Regions from separate parts of the Homo sapiens genome. Here region 1 is linked to region 2. The links are chromatin loops, found by intact Hi-C in ENCODE. Cell type or tissue: dorsolateral prefrontal cortex. All regions are shown on one strand. Links, peaks and the distances in the headings refer to the core of each region. The heading gives the core; the rest is flanking DNA.

Region 1 (7,839 bases), core at 978-5,977, 130 kb before region 2:
CAGAGACAGGATCAGTATTTGTTAAACAACCAAAGGTGATTCCAATGGGCAGCAAAATTTGGGAACCATTGGACTGGGCTTTACAAACCTCAAGAGGCTTGTGAACGTATTTAAAACATCTGATACATGATTGGTGTTTAATAAATGATAGCTCCCCTTGCTATTAGTAAGAATGTTTGGTTATAGTGATAAAGACGATGATGATAATAATAACGGGAGGCCATTACACATTTGGGGCCCTTCAGTTTACTCTTGCAGCCGTTGTTTGTTCTAACCCTCCCCATTCTCCCATGAGATGAACAGAAGCGTATGAGTACTATCTCTTCCATCTTACAGGTGAGGAAACTGAGGCTTAGAAAGGGTAAGTGACTTTCTCAAACAGAGTGTTACCTAGAGCTGGGCCTTCTGATGCCATCTCCAGTGCTGTCCCCACTATTCAACACTGCTTCTGTGTTCAAAGAGCTTCCATCAGGTGGGGGAAAACCTATTCATTTACGTAAATGATAAGAATGCACAGTAGGCAAAACACCCCAAGTTACTAATTAGTTGAGATTATATGCAGAAAGCCAAATAGGGATCCAAACCCACTGTCAGCTTCCTAATGATGAAGCAGATTAGAGAAGGTGGCAGGGCCTGCTCCTCCCTGAACCTGGCCCATAGACCAGACACCCCTGACTTCCCTAGGCAGACAAGCAGGAAAAGCAGAGCAGATAGACAATAGACCTGGCCTTCCAGGGCCTGACTCTGCTCCATCTCTGTGCTGCATGGTCCATGTGCTGCAACTATGAGGAAGTACAAGGTGAGTCTGCCATGCCCAAATGCCAGGAATAGGTAGGTTCAAAGAATGGCAACCCTGCATCGTCCCTAGATCCATGCAGGGTAGCTAACAGTTTACCCTCTTCATTTCCACCAGTCAGATAAGTCTTTCTCCCACCTTTGCGAGAGGGAAACTGTGAAGGTTTAGGGAGGGACTAGAAAGACTGGTTTTCATACCATTCGCTCTCTTGTGGGATGAAATAGAATTAAGTGCACATGGCAATGGGGAGATGGGATTCTTCCTGCAGGAGATAGAATGTGAATACTGGCTATATAAATGACATCAGAAGGAGGGGCTGCAAGTGTGGAGCCATGAAAAGAGCTGTGGTCAGGGGGAGGTTCCATGAGGGTTAAGAGTTGACTGGGGTCTTGAAGAAGAAGCTGGAACTCAGCAAAGCCTTTCATGAAATATCTTTTGATTCCCTGATCCAGGTTGTCAGGAGTGGTTTTGAGAGTCATGGGGATTGGTTATAATTATCTGCTATAGCTAGTCGATTACTGAATAAGCAGGCCCAGCTGCAAATGCCTCGTTGGGGATGGCAGTGGCAGCCCAAGATCCCAGTTATGCAGCAGATGCACGGCCTCGTTGAGCCAAGCTGGCTGAACACACCTTTTGGAGAGATGCTACTTTTCATTTGCTTTTGAAATGGTGACTATAATGAATTTTGCAACTTTGAGAAAAAGAACTTATTATATCACCATATACTGGGACATCACCATGTTACTTTAAATACAGCAACCATGGGGTTCAATCCTAGCCCTGATACTTTTTAGCTATGTGATCTCAGATATGTTATATGTCTGCTCTACAACACAATTTTTTTCCAGTAACGTGAAGGTAATAGTAGCACCTGCTTCAAAGGGTTGTTTTGAGATTTAAATGAGATAATGCATGAATATAGAATCTGGCTCCTAATGTACAGTATGTGCTTAATTAATGTAGTCATAGTGGTTATTATATTACTATTACCAGGACTCTGAAATTCATCCTACTATGGAGATGCCTCTCAATGGGCTAGACTTGCCTCATGATCAAAAAACTTATCTTGCTTTGCTTTAGTCATCTTTAGACCTCAGATTTTTTTTCTTGACCTCCAGGAGATTTGTCAACTTGGATGAGAAGCTGAAGCAGGTCTTTCCCCCTTTATTAACATTCCATCCATCTTTCAAGTTCCATTTCAAATTCCATTTGGAGAAATTAGGAAACACCTTCTGGAGGAGCTGGCATTCATCTCTTCCCCTCAGCTCCCACAAGTCTTTATAATTTTATTATGGCATTTATCACATTCCATCCTGTCCTGTAGTTATAGGCCATCTATCTCTTTCACTGCACAGTAACTTTCCTGAGAGGAAGAAGAACAATCCATTCATTTTGGAATCCCCTATAGCACAAAGCATAGTACCTGGCACAGAGTAGATGCTCAGTAAATATTTGTTAAGTTGGAATAATCACTTTTTTTTAAAAAAAAAAAAGACTGCTGTTATATAATTATTCACCATCCTATTTGCCCACTGATTTTTCCAGCTGAGAAGGATAATTTTGGGGATAACCATGAAGCAAGCCCAAGCTCCATGAATCAAAGGTAGAATGTTCTTTATTCTTGGATGGAGATGGAATACAGAGCAATAGAATACTACAGCAACCACAGTTAGCTGGTATTTATAAACACCAATCCTGCCATTGTACTACCATGTGACCCCAAACAAGCTCTGGGCCTCCCTGGGCCTCAGTTTCTCTATTTGTAAAATGAAAGTGAAGATCTTTCTCTTTCACTTATAAATTTTTGTGATTTCTGGCTTCTCTATTTAGATATAAAGAAGAATTTTGCTATTGTTCTTTATACTTCCTTTCTTTCAAAACTGTAAGTTGAATAGGCCAGAGTTTTGGTGTCTTCCCATCACTACTATATCTCTAAAGCCTGGGACAGTATGTGGTTCATAGCAGCTGCCCTCCAAGAAATACTTGTTGAAGAAATAAATGAACAAATAAATACATTTAGACATGATTTAGGAATGTTGTGATATAGTGCTTACGAGTAATTATAGTCCTGGCCTCCCAAGAGTCCCCACTCCTAGAAGACACAGAAAGGCAAAATGCAGAGGAAGCAGACATGAGAAATAAGATCTGGGCTCAGCTTGATCCTTCTCTACATTATGGCATGAGCTGCACACAAAGAGTTTCTTCTAGGTTAAGTCCACCTGTACTAGCAAAATTCATATATTGGGTGGGACAATTCTATATTGTATGGGAGTATCTCACACGATGCAAGACAATTAGCATCTCTGCCCGGTAAATGTCAGTACTACCCCAAGTAATTTGTGCCAATCCCAAATCTCCTCTAAACATAAACATTTCTGAATGTCCTCTAGGAGCAGTATACACCTCCTCATTGAGAAGCACTCATTTATTATTATGACTGGTTTAGCTATGGATGGAAATCATTACATGTCCTTTCATCTTCACTGCAAGAATTTGTAATTTAGATGTGAAGTAGCCTTAGTAACAACTCTGGTCCTTTGTTGAAGAATGACAAGTCAGGCAAAAATCGTGGTATTGTGGAAAGGCCTGCCCTTTCTCCAATGTGAGGATAGAAACCCTAGCAAGAACTTGGATCCCTTTCCTCCTCCCTTTTCCTGGAGAGATAATGACCACATCAAAAATGGAGAGCTCAACTCATGGAGAGGCTGCAGGGGAATTGACATAGAAATGCCATGAAATTGGTTTGATATTGACTTTGAAATCTGCATAACCTGTGTCCTAAAAACCTTGGTTGATATAGCGTTACTGGCCAATTGTAAGCTCACATCTTCCTGATGTTGAAGATCCTTTGTTCACCTTACCTCAGGTTTTAGTTCCAAGCTACATGGTCCCCACATCTGAGTGGGACCTGAGATGTTAGAAGTGAATGTTCCTTCCCGAGACCTAATGTTTCTTCCACGTGGAGGGAGCTTTGCTAGTGAAACACCCCTGGATAGTTCCATGGGTGAAGTTTGCAGCAGACAAATTGTCCCCATGAAAGCTGGATAATTAAATTTAATTTTGAGTAATAGTGTTTAACTCAGTGTTAGAAAGCCCACTTACCACCAGTACAGGCTCTCTCCAACATCTGCTTTAGCAATAGTTACAGTAGTATTTTAGTCTTTTTGTATGTTAGCTTTTTGTTTTATTTTGTACTTGGCTCAGAATTTGCAGGATGAGAGGGGTCCTCAAACCCCAACACCAGATATATGGCTTGGTTCTGCAGAGATGGCATCCATAAACACTCTGAGGTTTACAAAGCTTTAGGATAGGTAATGTTACAGAATTCTACATCATCATGGCAATGTGTTGGCTGAGGATACAAGTTCAGCTGCATAGTGGAGGTTTAACGAGGTTGAAGTGCAAGCTGGCTGCAAGCTCAATGATGTATGCTGGGATCCTGGCTCCTCTGTCCTTTTGCTCCATCATCTTCAGGGAATTACTCTCATACACATGGTCCCAAGTGGCTTGCTATTTTCATTGTTTCAGCAGGCATGAAGAAGGAAGGAGAAGGGAAAATGGTGGGCTTGACCCTTTTCTTTAAGGGAACAGCATGGAAGTTGTCCATATCACCTCCATTTACATCCCATTGGGCACAAATTAGTCATACGGCCACCCTAACTGCAAAGGACTATGGAAAATGTAGTTTTTATTCTGGGAAACCATACACTCAGGATAAAATTAAATGGCTATGGAAGAAGGAGAATGGATATTGAGAGATGTGTGGTTGTTTCTGCCACAACATCCCTGTCTTGAACTTTTGGATCAAGCCTTGAATGTACCAATAAGCCCACCAATATAGGGGGTCCCCTTCCCTTCCCAGAATCAAGGAGATGCCCTTGCTAACATTCCAGAGGTACTCAAGAGACTTCTGCTTGTACCCACTTTGCTCATCTTTAAGCAGTTGGGTTCGCCAGAGCTTTTAAATTACTTTCTCTTCTTTATACCATCACCCTGAATGGTCATGATTTTAACTTCCATCTGTAAGATGATAGCTCACATGTGACCCTTCCTTCTTGCTGAATTTCTCTCACTGAGGCTTCCTTGTGGCTTAGATGAAGGTTTTTCAACAGGGTAGAGACTAGGGTGAAGTAAGTGAGGAGGCTTGGGAGCAAAATTAAGGAGACATTTATACTCAGGGCCATGCAAGAGGCTTTCTCCATGACTGTGGTCCTAATCCCCATCCTCATTAGCTCTCACCTCGGGCTACTGAAAAAGACTCCTACCTCATTCTTGTCTCCAGACTTTTCCTTGTACAACTTATCTGCATGCTGCCAGAGTGCTCTTGCTAAAACTCAGATTTGATCTTTCCTTTCCTAAGCTTTGAAAGAAAAAAAGTCTCCTATCCAACACATTTATGGCTGTTGATGGTTTATAGAGTCAAGTTCACAGTCTGCGACTTGGCAAACAGGGCCCCTCTTTATACTTTCCCCACCATAAACAGTCTTACAGTCCCACCCCCGCCTGCCAATTTTCATGCACTTTCAGGCCATTTACCTTGGTTCTTGTTCCTGTTTTCCGGGAAGACACTCTCCCTTTTCTCTATCTGGACAACTCCTATACATTCTTTAAGAATTCTTTGGCTGGGCACGGTGGCTCAATGACTGTAATCCCAGCACTTTGGGAGGCCAAGGCAAGTACATCACAAGGTCAGGAGATGGAGACCATCCTGGCTAACACAGTGAAATCCCGTCTCTACTAAAAAATACAAAAAATAAGCCAGGCATGGTGGCGGGCGCCTGTAGTCCCAGCTACTCGGGAGGCTGAGGCAGGAGAATGGCGTGAACTCGGGAGGAGGAATTTGCAGTGAGCCGAGATCGTGCCAATGCACTTCAGCCTGGGCAACAGAGCGAGACTCCCTCTCAAAAAAAAAAAAAAAGGCTTTGAGTGTCACTTCTTCTATGAAGCCTTTCCTGATTTTTCCAGCCAGAATTACTGCTCCCACAAGCCTTTGTGCATATCACTGTTATAGTTCTTATGACATTGTATTGTACTTATTTGTTAATATATGTTTCCTCTGGGAGACTCTGAGCTCCTAGAGGCAAGGGAGAATGTCTTATTTAACTCTATGCCCCTTGTTCCTAGCATGGTACCATATAAGAGCGATCAGTAAGTGCTTACTGATTAAATGGATAGATAAATGACTCATCCACTGCTTAAGAAATCTATGAAATTCACTCCAAGAGAGTGAGTAGACAATTTTTTTTTTTGTCTAAAAGTTTACTCACGTCCATATTGTGGCTGTCCTGACATAAATATATCTAGTAAATTTGCTTAGTAGAGAACCTGGATTTGAATTCAGGTCCAAAGGCTTCCTCTCTCATTGGCATCAGTGCCTTGCTTTTTTAAATGCTAGAATGTCTTGTTAGTGCTACACAGATGCTAAAATCTTTTCTAAACCTCAGTGATTCTTACCAAGTAATGCAAAGCGTGCTGCAGGGCTCACACAAAAGAAGAAAAATAAATAAATTTTAAAACCATCTTCCAGTACAAAAAATACAGACAGTCCTGACAAACATTTAAAAACATGAATTGTTGCCCAGCCTGCTCTGCACTGAGGAATCACGTATTTGTAGGTAACAGAAGAGACGATTCATGGCATGACTTCAGGGAGACCATGGTGCCTGGAACTTCCACTTGACCACAAGCATATGCAGTAAGACACGGGAACCATTAATCTGTCTTCACACCTCTTTCTCACCCAGAATGAAATTGTTTTGCCTAGCAAAAGAGTGGGCTCAGCCCAGGAGAGACACATGGGATTGTGTTTCCTGAGGAATCTGTGCTGTTATAGTGAAAAGACAGCAATAACTTGCCAAGGATTCCAAGGGAGATCAACAGACCCCTCCAGCCCCACTGTTCTGGGACCCTTAGTCATGGATGTAGTGTGATGAAATGTAATGTGTGGTGGAGAGGCTAAGGTTACTTCTACATGGTAGGAGTAGGTTTTTTTTCCTCTAACCTCGGAAATCTATAATTTTTACACTGTCACAGAACAAATGGAACTGTGACTAATGTTATACAGTTTATGGAGCTAAAGTCATATAATTTTCACAGTTGGTTCACATTTATGACAGTTAAAAGGTTTTTGTTTTACTCTGAGATTAATAGAGGGGCATGAATATTGCTTACCCACAGCCCTCAATGCTGTGTTTGCATTCCCAGAGAACACCTCCTCCACCCACCCATTTTACAGAGGAGGAAGCTGAGACTGCCAGCAGTCGGTGACTTGTCCAAGGTCACATAGCTGACATACAGCAGAGCAAGGATCAAAGCTAGGTCTCACAAGTCCTGGTCACATGCACTTTTATTGGATGTTTAGGATTCCACATGAAAAGTGATGTGCTGCCTGATTTTCCTCTTTTTTTCAAAGGAATGGAAATATCTCTCTTCCTTCTATGTCACCACTGAACACTTTTTGAACGGTGTTTTGAATGGTGAACACTTTTGAATGGTGTACAATTCAACACACCATTTTGAATTGTAGCCATCCAAGCAGTAGGAGGGGAGAGTGGAGAGAATCTCTGTTCACTGCATGCAGAGCTATGGTAACCCTCTGTACCTATTTCTCCAAGCCTCTGGATTTTATTTGGTGGGCTGAATTCCATCCTAGGAAAGGGCAGAAAGCTTTCAGCTTATCCTTTGAAAAATGAAACACATTTTAAAAACCTGCAAAATGTCTCAAGTTCTGACCAGGAATAATAGGAACGTGCCCCTCCTCCCCCCGCCCCAACCAAGCCCACCTCTCACCAATCACAAAAAACTCCTTCTCTTTTCACAAAATTTTACTTTTTCTTCAAAATGTAAAAACTCCAAGGTGTCTGAACTCAGGTTCCCTAGAAGCAGAACCTGAGATGCTGATTCTCAAGCAATAGCTTTATCGAGAGACTTGCTCTCAGAGGAAACAGGTAAGGAAGGGCGGGATATAGCACAGAGCAGGACAGAAGAGAGGCAAAGGTGTAGGCTCAGTTGTAGTCTTGCCTCAGGCTGATCCCAGGGAAACT
Region 2 (7,839 bases), core at 1,688-6,687:
TCCTTCCATCTTCCTCCTGCAAAGACCCACTGCCCAACCCAACTCCAGCACGCGTGGGTCCCCAAACTCCTTGGTCATCTCCCGACTCCATGCCCACCTGTCTTCTTGGAAAGTCAGTCCCTCCCCTTCTTGGTCTATTATCAGGCACCTACCCTTTAAAAGCCAGCTCTGTGGCCACCTCCTCTAGTTGGTTCTCCCTAGCTCCCATTGCTTTAGATGCTGCTCCTCTGGGTTCCCAAAGGAACATGGACTGTGTTTTAGCCATTGATTTACTCCTCGGAATCTTACATTGACTGTTAGCTCCCTAAGGGAAGGGCCCCTGTCTTAATGCTGCATTTTCATCATCACACTTAACTCAGGGTTTAACGTCTAGTAGAAATTTAATAAATCCTTGCAAGAGGAAAGAGACAGAGGAAAGAGAAAACCCAGCTAGGTAATTAGATAGGTTAGGGCTATAAATATGTTGAGGGAAAAGTACACAAGGTCTTCAGATGTGCCCAGTAAATCTCTGTGAATGTTTGCAAACCTTACAGCAGAGATATTTGAAGTGAATAATTTATATTGGTTGAGGGTAGACAGACCTCATGGATTTGCATCCCAGCTGACCCACTTGAAAGCCAACTGGCCCTCAGCATGTTACTTAACCAATTTGAGCCTCAGTTTCCTCCTCATTTAAGTGAGAAGAATAATACTGTCTCCCTGCTGAAGCTGGTATGAGGTTAAATAGGATAATGCATGTAAAGGGCTCAGCACAGTGCCCGAAAGCAGTAAACGGTCAATAAATGTCACTAATGATCATGATGATGATAATCACTATGAAACAAGACACTGAAGTGTTTTTAACAGAACAGTTAGGGGAGGTTCAATAATCAAAGTATCCAATATATCAAACCGGAATCTCAATCAATGGTATTTCAAAGGCCAGCCGCTAAATTAGCATCATCATTTAAGGGCTTGGGGACACCAACCAGCTGCTGTTGATAGCATACAAGCCGGTGTCACAAGAAAAGGCAGGGGCTGTTCAGATTTCTCATGACTGAACAGCAGTTTTGAAGCTGTGTATTCAGAATCAATCCACAGAATGGCAATGTGTGTTGTGTGAAATAAAGTGTTCCCTGATCAAATAGAAGCATGAGATGTTATAAACCGGGTCCAACAGTGATATTTACTGCAGGACTTCTCTCAATGTCTCTGAGAAGGGGGAGGCAGGATTTGCCCAGCACTTTTTAACCACAATGTCCTGTGCTTTTTAGATCCTCTGGGACTTTTCAAAATGCCCCAATTCAAGGAAAGCTCTGAGGATGTAGTAATTATAATCCCAGGTCAGCTGGGAAGGAAGAAAAAGAAGGAAAGAAGAAAAACAGGAGGAACACACAATCTCCAAATACATATTTCTATTGTAATAGTATAGTGTGAGTAAATATTGTGTGCTTTATTCAATTTTCCTAAATGCATAAAATAAAAATATATTACTTCTATAATAAAAAAGATTACATTTACCTTAAAATGGTTTTGTCAAATTTAAGATTTAGCTAAGATTTGAGAAGCGGAAAGTATATATTTTTTTAAAACATTGACATCTCATAGTTTCAGGAAGGGGAGTATCATGTTCGTTGTGAACTAACAGACAGGCAGAGGTCCTGGTTAATTAGTGCATAATCCTAGACACCCCCAAACACGGAGGCACATTACAAAACACAAAACAAAGCAGGGAGGCCCTACCCAGGCCTTACTGCTCCTGGAAGGTCCTTGTATTGGCTGCAGGCACCTGCTTTGACCTGGAGGGGGAAGGGTGCAGCATAGTTGACGCCTCACTGGACAGATCTTCCAGAGCTATGTCGGTGCTGGGCTCCCAGCACACCTCAGCCTTCTCTTTCCTTCACCCTGCACAGCCCCAGCAGGACAAATGGAGCCAGGCACAGGGAGAGCTTTTGCGCAAGCCCCTGAGCTCTGGCCAGGCAGCAAAGGCCAACCAAGCCTCTGACCTCCCTCATCGCCTCCAGTTGCAGTCTCTTTCCTTTTGTATTCCTTTGGCTTCAAGGATCTTTGATGATTCTCTCTGTAAGTTTCTCTTCTTTATTCCAAATTGGTTTCCTGTCATTTTTACAAGAAGGAATTTATTGGTGCTTTAAAAAAAATGTAAAAATGTCTTTGTGCCTAAATCTTTCCATAACAGCCTTTTCTACAACGTTGGCTCTCTATCCTGTGTTTTTTCCTTTCTTTGCTGCATTCTGTGCCTCTGGGCCCAACTAACTAGAAGCAGATGTGATCAAGGCTGGAGTGGGGATGGGGTGGGGACAGCCCAGCCTTGGGCAGCTGAGGGCTGTGCCCCTTGCTAAGGTCCATCACTCACCTAGCCATGACCAAGACTCTTTCCCTTGGCAGCTCATTCTCCTGCCCTCTCTGAATAACACACACCACACACAGAGCCACCACTTACCCAAATAGCCTCATGCACCCTTTTCACAGTGTTCAGCTACTGAGGATGCAGATGGTTTCCAGAGGCTGGAGGGAAGTGCATACTCAAGATCCAAGTCTAAGTCTGCAGACATCACCCCTAAACCAGCCTCACAGGTGCATTCTCTGCAGGGCAAAGTGCCAGTCACATTTCGGAGCCAGGGCTGCCCTTCTTCATCCTAGGGAAGGTCATCTGCTCCTTGCCAGTGCTAAACAAGAGGCCTCCTTCTGGGTTTCGGCAGGTGATGGTTCCATCACTATGCCAGGGCAAGGAGGAGGGGTTGGGAGAGAAGTGTAGGGGAAAAGGGTTTGGGGGGTTGGGGGATAAGGTAATGCCAGCGGGCAATGCTTGGTCTCACCTTCTGCTACTTCAGGCAGACCCATCAATGTAAAAGAGGGAGCTATGGGGACGCAGAACTGGGACTCCCCAGTTCTGGAGTCAGAGCCACACAGCCGTCACACACTCATACTTAAACTGAGACCTCTGTAAAGAAATGCATAAGGTAGGCTCAACATTTGTTTCACAATCATAGGGGAAATAGGGGCGAGTGGAAAATGGCAGTGTGCTGCACTGTACATACCATGATCTGTGTCATGGAAAAGGCGTACCCACAAAATATTCATGAAAGGGAAACGAATGAATAAAGCAGAGTTTTCTCTGTTTAGTGAAATTAGAGGTGGTAGTTATGTTTCTTTTCACAAATTTCTGCTTCTGATTTTTCTACCATGAGTATTCTTACTTTATCAACAGAAAAAGTCAGTAAGCTATTTGTTCAAAAATGTGCTCAAGGCCGGGCACAGTGGCTCACGGCTGTAATCCCAGCACTTTGGGAGGCCGAGACGGGTGGATCACAAGGTCAAGAGATCAAGACCATCCTGCTAACACAGTAAAACCCCATCTCTACTAAAAATACAAAACATTAGCCGGGCGTGGTGGCGGGTGCCTGTAGTCCCAGCTACTCGGGAGGCTGAGGGAGGAGAATGGTGTGAACCTGGGAGGTGGAGCTTGCAGTGAGCCGAGATGGCGCCACTGTACTCCAGCCTGGGCAACAGAGCAAGACTCCATCTCAAAAAAAGAAAAAAAAATGTGCTCAACACCTCTTTCCAGAGTCACAATTATGGATAAGACAGGTATGTTTGTATGCATGCATAAACATACATATGTATACCACACATATAGATTTATGAATGAATGAAAATATATATGCTCATGTGTGTCTATAACTGTATATATTAACTTCAAAGACCCATCAATACAGAGAATTGACCTACTGGTAAATGCACAGAAATATATCACACCCAGCAGGTCAACAACAAATAAGACAAAGAGATACCCATTTTCTGTGACATGGTTTGTCTTCATTTTCTGAGTTTAAGTAACTGTTACAAAATAATCTGTTTGCTCTTTGTGAAGATGGCCATCTTGACAGAATAAAATGGGACAGGTCCTGCCTGGAGCAGAAGCTGTGTGCCACCTTGGTGACAGTGATCTTAATTGATATTTGTGCCCAGGGGCGGCTCCTCTCTCCTCCTCCTCCTCCCAGCTAAGAAACTGCACTTCACACAATAGAACAGTGTAGGGTAGGATGCTTTGTCTTGGGGCAGTGTGGGCCAAGTGCCGGGCACTGAATTCTGGGGCCACGTGATTTCCTGTGTGCCCTGCTGACATGACTGCCCCACCAGCCTGTCCTGCTGTCCCTTCTAACAGGTGCCCCTCCGAGGACCCTCCTAGGAGGAAGAGCTTTTGGACTGCCTCCAAGGTCTCAGGCACTCACCCTCCACATCTGAAAGTTATCAGAACTGGCATCTCACGAATCCTCCCTGCACTCTTCCTGCTCTGCGCAGGGCAGGGCAGAGCCTATAAGAAATAAAGTACTTTGTTACGTATAATTTAATCCTCAAAGGTATAGAAGGTTGGGCCCCAGATGAAGAAAAGTTAGATGGAAGCAGTAGCTGAGTCAGATGGCTGAATATCTGCTCTGGAATTTCTACATCCATTTGGAGTTCTCATAATTTGATCCCCCCATTAGCACTACCTGTGGGGGAATGGCACTCTTTTTTAAACTGCATGTTGGACAATTCCTGTAAGTATTTCCTCTAGAGAACTTTGCTTTTTTCTGGTTAATCCTTGTAGGATGATGTAGGTCGGTGTATGTGCATGCATGGTTAAGAAAAAAGAATCATTCCTTCGAATAACCAATTGACAGAATAGAGGATTACAGTTGGTGCTTGGTGAGATCTGGGGGACTTTAGCACGTCTGTCTGTCCAATCATTCATTTATTCTTTCAAAACATAGGATCCAAAGACTGGTTAGAATGAGATGCGTACTGGGCCTGAAAGTTATAGTCAAAAGTTATATTTACCTTCCGCTCTACAAAGTACTTTAGCCCTTTGTTACTGACATAATAATTCAATATAAATGTTTCCATGTAAAAAATAAGTATTACATTCACTAGTCAAAATTTAAAAGAAATCTGAGCAAACCCTATGAAAAGTCTTCTTCTTAGCCAAGACTCCTTGAGTTGTATCTAATTCTAACTTACAGCAAAGGAGGGAATCCATTGTTTCCCATAACATAAAATAAACAAGAGTCAAGTTTTCCTGGCATCAGAAGTAACATCAAAATCTCTCTCTCTCTCTCTCTCTCTCTCTGTCTCTCACACCTTCTCTCTCTCTCTGTTTATTCCTTACACTGAAAAGATAGTGCAGGCAGCTAAAAATTCATATCCTTCCAGCTATTGTTCCAAATTGAAGAGTACACACAGTCTCTTTCAGTATCCATACAGCAAATCTTGAGAAAGACAGTGATTGGCCCCACATAAGTGGTGGCTCTTTCAAAGCTAATCACCCTGGCTTGGGGATAGAGGACTTGGACTGGCCTGCTAGGATTGCATACCCTCTTATGCATCTCAGGCCACGTAAGGTACTTGGGGTAGGATGGCTTCTCTGGGACTTGTAGTTACAGGAGGATCCCACGGCATAGGGAAAGCATGGTTCCTCAAAGGAAAAGTAAGGTGTACTTATCTGAAGAAGGGGAAAAAAACACCAGACAGAAAAATAACTTCTCAATGCATCATTGTAAAATGTACCTGAAAAGGAATTGATCCTGTTGAAAATAATTTCCGAAAACTAAAGATGAAAGTGGAAAAAAAGCTGAGATTTTTAATACTGTTGGATCAAATATTATGAAGAACATAAGGTGGCTCAAGAGATTTTGCTCCAGAAAACCCGCCTTCATGGTGAAAATCTAGGAACATTGGTATCATCTCGGTTAAAATGTTTGTTTTCATAAAAAGAGCCCAAACAGCCTTGGGATCAAAACAACTTTTCCTGGAACTGAGACATGTTTTATTCTCCTAAAGAAGTCCAAATTTAATTACGATTGGATAAACAGCATCTGGACATTCCTGATCTTATATTTTGACATGATTTAGCCTCAAAGGCAACGGTATTTTCTTAGGAGATGATCCTGCCTTTCCTTCTGACGGGTTTTATCCTCAGGTGGGGGAGGGGAGACACGGCTGGAATCTGTCACGGCCCAGCACCACTGTGCAGCCTCTTTCTGTGGGGCCTCTGCACGGGAGGCCAGAGGGGAACCCAGCACTTTGCAAAAGTATCCAAAAGGCTCTTCAAGAACCCTGAAGGGGGATGCCAACCAAATCTTAGCTGTCCTGTTTTACACAGTTTTATGACTTCTAATCTACTTCTATCAGTTATTCTGTTTTATGGCTGCAAATGATAAGATAAATTGGGTTCTCTTTCTCTCTCTCTCTCTCTCTCTCTGTGTGTGTGTGTGTGTGTGTGTGTATGTGTGTCAGTGTCACAGTTTAGAGGACTCATGACTTGTCTGTAAACCAAAACTGATCATTCCACAAACCCATGCCCTTTCTGACCTTGTGTAACCTCATCCAGTAACAACTAATGCAGAGAGAATATTGAACTCCAGAGCATATCTCTGAGGGCAAGAGACCAACCTGATGCCAATTTCGAATTGGCTTTAGTAAAGCTGTCTCCCTCAGAGATCTGATCATGCCTCTTTTATAAGGCCAGTCTCCTGGGTCCTGTGGGAGCAATTTCCCCTTATGTCTAAGCCCCTCACCTATGTGACATAGACGCATCACTTCACCTCTCTGGACTCATCTATAAAATGAGCAGATTGGATCAGGTTATTACTGTGGCCCTTCTAGTCCTAACATCCTACGATGCTATGACACCCTAATGCTGTATCCCGCCACCGTGATCTACAGTAGTTTTCTACAACCATAACTCTTTCTAGTGTCTCTCAGATAAAGGCCAGGTCCTAACCTCAAACCTGCATGGTATGTCTGCAATAGCAGGAACAGATGGGAGACAGGCACCAGCAATGTCCAGAGGAAAATGGGTAAGGTTAAATCAGTAGCATCCTTAATAACGTGGCCGTTCCTTTCTCCTTCTCCCCTCTGGGATTAAAGCTTGTGTGCTGACTGTTGAAAAATCAGTCATTAACAGCTAGGAAATGACTTCCCCATCCATCAGAACACTGCTCAGCCATGTTTCAGCTTTTCCCCCTTTCTCTGTGTAATTATTCTCATCCACCACTGATTACAGTTTATAATAGCCATAATTCTCTCCAAATCAATCATTACTTTACTTTACCACGGGGTTACCAGCAGAAACATGAGGGAATGCAGATACCCCCGGCTGGGCTTTATTTTTTGGAATTTGCAGGCTTTCGTCTGGATCTCATTTAATCATCTGGATGTTCAAAGAAAAGCAACGATTTTAATTCAAAGGCATTTTTTCTACTCACTCTTAATTCTTCCCCTCGTATTTTTTAAATGGAAATGATGGCTGGTTAAATGAGGCTAACACTGTGTGAAACCTGCTAGTGTTGTCACTTGGAAAGATTGGTAGGAGACATCACAGGATTCTCGTCATGAATCGATAAACTTCTTTGACACTTTACCTACCTGAATATTGTGTAGACTTCTCAGCCTGGGAGATTCCTGGGAAGTTCAATAATAGCTTTTTCTTTCCATGGACTGATTAGAACAAAAATTCCTACCATGGAGACAGTTTTTCTTGTACATTCTGTAGAGGTATGACAATCAGTCATTTACACTCTAGTTAGAATTTAAGGCAACCCAGTTTTATCCTATATTTAACAGACTTACTATGTACCATATACCGTGCCAGTGTTTGGGCAGGTTTCAAAAAACTAATTTGATCTATTCCTTGTATCCACATGGTTGCTGGAGGTAGTAGGAAGAAAAACGTGTAAATAACCATTTTGGCATTCATCATAGGCATCTTGGCTTATGGGGGTACACAGTACAGTAGGAGAATAAGAAGGGGAGGTATTTACATTCTAGGGATCTTAGAGTTCCTAGACAAAATGTAAT

Evidence for each region. Peaks named below come from ENCODE experiments on the same cell type or tissue, not always from the same donor. Only the 100,000 strongest peaks of a DNase experiment are listed, where the experiment ranks them.
Region 1: a loop joins it to region 2, with 2.5 times the contacts of the local background. A loop is called at or near these places in 4 of 110 quality-filtered maps.

Annotation. Positions count from the first base shown.
Region 1 is chr7:25,414,364-25,422,202 of GRCh38, forward strand. No RefSeq gene overlaps it. Among named protein-coding and RNA genes, the nearest start is that of NPVF, 190 kb to the left of the region's middle. In dorsolateral prefrontal cortex, for the core only: no CTCF peak of the experiment used is centred there; no DNase peak of the experiment used is centred there; H3K27me3 peaks cover 1,594 bases.
Region 2 is chr7:25,543,530-25,551,368 of GRCh38, forward strand. No RefSeq gene overlaps it. Among named protein-coding and RNA genes, the nearest start is that of LINC03007, 240 kb to the right of the region's middle. In dorsolateral prefrontal cortex, for the core only: no CTCF peak of the experiment used is centred there; no DNase peak of the experiment used is centred there; H3K27me3 peaks cover 708 bases.